Linked DNA regions of Homo sapiens: region 1 is linked to region 2. A link is an interaction called in ENCODE POLR2A ChIA-PET data of the cell type or tissue named here. Cell type or tissue: OCI-LY7. All regions are shown on one strand.

Region 1 (2,500 bases), 860 kb before region 2:
TAGGAATAAAAACATGAACAGACACAGAACAGGAGCAGGCAGAAGAACAGAAGAAAAGGGATGAGGCAGGAGAGGAGTAGTTAATCTTACACAACATTTGGACTTTTCAAACGTAATTGCACATCCATTGACAACCGTTATATCACCTTATATTTACCCAGTGCTTTTTGTTTGAATCTCACAGCAGCATGATATTATAGGAAGGGGAAATATAAAACCAAGTTTTACAGCTAAAGAATATGTGGCCTCAGAGAGGTCATCTTTCCAAAAGTCACAGAGGGAGTCTCCCTCTGTTAGAGGGAGAGCCAGAGCTAGGATCTGGACCTCAGGACTCCTAGCACAGTGCTCATCCCACCACACAGAGCACTACTTGTGAAGCAGAACATACCCTTTACATGTTATCCACATGTTATCCACAGCTACAATGCTTGCCAGTGGCCAGCATGGTAATAAAGACTCCATTCTCATGTACATCTCCATAATTAGATTACTTTTCCCCATCCTCATCCCCACAACCTACTCACCAACAATTATCTGAGCCCAGCTATGCTCACCCCTTCTTAAGACCTGCCCTCTCTGGAATTACAGTAGACAATGACAAAGAAGTTGTAGTTGCCAGATGTCTCAAACTGCAGTGACACACATACACAAAATCACAGAATCGGCTGCACCCCTAATGCTTCTCTGTTCAAAATCCAGTTCTTCTTGTAATGACATCTAATCAGGCCCTGGAATCAGCTGAAACGAGAGCTTCTGTAAAAATCACTCTTCACTCGGTACTCAGCAGTTAAGTCTCTTAAATGTCAACCTGCTAGGAATTACTTTAAAAGATTTTTTTTTCCTTCATTACAAATCTCAAAGCTATTGAGTCTTTTCAACTTCCAGATGGATCCTGATATTCATATAGTCCAGAAAATGACAATGTTCTTTGTCTGCTAGGTTTGAACAATTTTGAGTTACTTAAAGAATGTGTCCACATTATTACAGACACTCAGGTTAATAATAAACATTGAGATCCTTATCCAGATATTTATAAGCCTTTAGAACTCTTTAAAGGATGCAAATAATTTGACCAGGATTTTTTTTTTTTTTTTTTTTTTTTTTTTTTTTTTTTTTTTATGAAGAAATTTCTCTACAACCAGGACTCTGGCTAAATCCATTAGCCCTACAATTTGGCTATGTGACCACCAGGTGGTGACAGTGTGCCACAATTCAGGACCAGCAAGGTTGGCATCAGGGAGCTTTCCCCACACTTATGTTGAAAACCAACCTTTCAAATTTAGATCTCACTTAATCCCCTGCCACATTTAAGGTGTTACTTTTAATACAGCATCTCAACCACCACCTCTGGGTTAGGTCCTTCATAATCTGTAGAACCGAAATCTTTTAATGTGGCATTCAGGACCCTCCAAGGTGGTCCCACCCCACCCACCACTCTCCTACACAGTCCCTGTATTACAGCCACACTTCAATGCATGTTTCCTGCACATTCACACAGATGCAAAGATGGTTCTAACATTTCTTGCTTCTGTATATTTGCTCTTGGGGATATCCCCTGATGTTCACCTACCTTTTCAGGCACCTATAAAACATCTGGAAACTTGCTCAGACAAAACTCCACCAAACAGTTGTAAAAGCCCAGAGTTCTACTAGTATTTAGGAATATGCTGAGTGTTGTTTCCTGTAGAAAACTTGTAATGTATATATATAATATATATTAAAAACATACATATATACACATATATACATACATATACATATATATGTAAATCATTACATATATACACATATATACACGCGCGTGCGTGCGTGCGTGTGTGTGTGTGTGTGTGTATGTATTTTGAGACGGAGTCTTGCTCTGTTGTCCAGGCTGGAGTGCCGTGGCGTGATCTTGGCTCACTGCAACCTCCACCTTCTGGGTTCAAGCGATTCTCTTGCCTCACCCTCCCTACTAGGTGAGACTACAGGTATGCACCACCATGCCCAACTAATTTTTGTATTTTTACAAAATTACAAAATAGTAATTTTGTAATTAGTAGAGACAGGGTTTCGCCATGTTAGCCAGGCTGTTCCCGAACTCCTGAGCTCAAGTTATCTGCCCACCTCGGCCTCCCAAAGTGCTGGGATTACAGGTGTGAGCCACTGTGCCTGGCCCTTGTATTATATATTAATCTTGATATTTTTAGGATAAATAAAAACGTGTGTCTTAATGAGCGCTAGATCACATAACCTGCCTTATCTACTTAGCTATTTCTCTTGAACATCTTTCCTTGTCATTAAATGATACATGAAGCGTTTTATGGTTCCCCTCACCAGGAGTCTGCTCAGTCTGGTGGACAGTATGCTGGGCTTGAAATCAAAACACCGAGATTCAGTCCTAGTTCTAGCAGGTGCTAGCTGTGTTTGGGCAAGTTGTTTAACCTCTCTGAGCCCAAGCTGCATGGGTGTAATGCTTACCTCCCAAAGTCTCTGACAGCCTAAATGAGATCACTCATCTGAT
Region 2 (2,500 bases):
CATATCTGCTTCTGCCTTCAACCTGTTGAGATATGTTGTTTTAATTGAAGTACATGATGAAAATCTGATCTCACTATAGATATATAATTAGAAAAGGGGGGAGCATATTCATTGCCTTTTCATATCAAACTCAACAAGTGGAAGTTTCTTAAAGGTAGCTGCATCATGGAATCTGAAACCCTATCAATGAATTTTTCATACAAATCAAAATCAATTAGTCCTTCTTGCACTTTAAATGAACCCCTTTACACATGTATGATTTTTATCTTCCATTGGAAATATTGCTTTACTGAATTATGCAAATCTTCCAAATGTCAAGTCATTTCATTATTTAATATCAAAAGTCACATCTGTTAATATTACCACCAATCTCATCAGAAAAGTCTTAAAGTACTACTGGGAAGCTGTCGATCTCAAGTTGGCAAATACAAGTTTTCCAAAATTCTACTCAAGAGCTCAAATTTTATCACTGACAACAAATACTGCCAGTTCCTTTTCCTTGAAGTGGTTTTGTTGAAGTGTCTACCAAACAACCAAATCTGAATAATGATAGTCTGTGATTCTTCCCACTAAAAATGGCTTTCCAGAAAAAAAGCAACTAGCTCAGCTCACAACTCAAACATCTGCACAAGTAATTTTCCTTGAAACAACCATCCTACTTCAGTATGCAGAAATGCTTCAGGCATACTTTCTCTGCTGTTGCACAAAATATTAAAGAGACATGCTCAAGGGTTGAAGTTTATTAAAATTTAAAACTTCCTACTTCATCAAGGGAATTCTTAAGTAAAAACTGGCAATTTTTTTGTTTCATTTTGCTTACTGTGAGTGCATGGCAGTGAAGAATACAGTGACTACTACTACAGTCTGGTGCCACTGCCTTGAATCATGCTAAGGCAGCTAGCAATTTTTACACACTATTGCTTTTGCACCAGCAATGTAAATGTCAATAAAAGGAAAAATCAAATAATGCTTAGTATTATTATGAAAATCATTTTGACTTTTTGAGAACCACTGCTTTAGAATAAAAAAAAGTAATATCAAATGAGGAAATAATATGCACTCAGAAACTGAAAAGAGGAAATGATCATGAAACACACGTTAAGTCCTAGCCAGCTGAATGAAGATATCATCAACAAAATAAACTACTCTCATTTCAGAAGCACCAACATTCTGGACCTCATTTTTTTATCTACGTTAATATACCTTTAAAAAAAAACTGAATCAATGATGTTTTCTTTTACGGTGACAGCTGTTATAGTCTGCTGTTTTTAACAATGCTACCCAGACTACAGTAAGCTGGTTTGATTATAACCTACAAAACCAGACAGTGAGCCATGAGTATCTCCATGCTATCTTTGATATTAAACAAAGTAACTATAAGACAACACAGGCACACTTACGGAAGGAGTAGGTTTATTAGAACGGAAACTGCTTTCAGGGTAATTTCACCTAATGCTGTAAAGCCTGTCATGAAAATTCCACTTCCATCTGTCACATGAATCAACCTATTAAAGTTCCTAGCTACAGAAATAATTCTAACATGATGCTTATTGTTTACAAATTTCAAGATACAGACCCACTTGCCATTTAATCAAAACAAATTTAAATGTGACTGAGTTCATCTAACAAGCTCTTGAAGTATGATATAAAACATAAAGTTTAACAAATAAGATTATGTAAAATACTAAAAAGTATTATTTTAATATATTTGGTAGATTTCCTAGTATATAAAAGAATCATATCATAAATCCTAATATAAACAGTAAGACTTTAATTTGCCTTTTGCGAAGCTTGAAATTTCAATATGCTGTACAGGACAGTAGTCTAGAGGCACCTCCAGAGCTACAACAGAGGTGAAACAAATCAAAGCTCAGAGGAACACCTCCTGTCACGGTTCTGAATTCAAAGAAAAATTCCACTTTATTGCTTTTTACGTTCCAAAACCACCGCTATCAGAGAGGAACTGCTTAATTCAGAAACTACTGAACTCTAGAACTAAACTCAAAAGAGTAGCCCAAATCTGAAAGTTATCTGTAGTTCATATTCTAAGCTTCGTAAGAACAGTGAATCATGTTTGTTTACCCCACAAACATCCAGCATCATCCAGCACAGTGATTGCCACAAGACACTCAAATATTTAGTAAATGAATAAACGACTACAGGTAAGGAAAAGGAAATGATGGTAGAGGGGGAAAACAAAAATTGCATTTCCATATTTTCTAAAAGGATGGCATGCCATCAAATGGACTCCACCAAAAGCACAAGCATACACAAGAATATGTTTATATAGTTGAATATAATTAACCATGCATACCCACCAGGCTTGATGTCCTTGTAAACAAAGTTCTCCAAGCCATATATGAACTCCCCTGAATGTGTGCCTGCATCCCACATGGCAGCAATAACCAAAATGCAAAGCAATTTAAAGACACCTTTAATTTCACATGTAAAATATACCTAAATTTAATTTCATATAATTAGAAATCATGTAACAGGGTAA

The links. Peaks named below come from ENCODE experiments on the same cell type or tissue, not always from the same donor. Only the 100,000 strongest peaks of a DNase experiment are listed, where the experiment ranks them.
Region 1: POLR2A ChIA-PET joins it to region 2 with 7 read pairs; 1 of 35 experiments calls an interaction of 5 or more read pairs at or near these places.

Annotation. Positions count from the first base shown.
Region 1 is chr15:61,166,405-61,168,904 of GRCh38, forward strand. The region is part of intron 1 of RORA (RAR related orphan receptor A); the gene reads right to left. Among named protein-coding and RNA genes, the nearest start is that of RORA, 62 kb to the right of the region's middle. In OCI-LY7, CTCF peaks have their summits at 1,176 (motif pointing right) and 1,390; a DNase peak (open chromatin) is centred at 1,217.
Region 2 is chr15:62,026,040-62,028,539 of GRCh38, forward strand. VPS13C (vacuolar protein sorting 13 homolog C) reads right to left here. Exons shown (of 85, transcript NM_020821.3): 6 at 2,319-2,381. Among named protein-coding and RNA genes, the nearest start is that of VPS13C, 33 kb to the right of the region's middle. In OCI-LY7, no CTCF peak of the experiment used is centred here; no DNase peak of the experiment used is centred here; H3K27ac peaks cover 445 bases.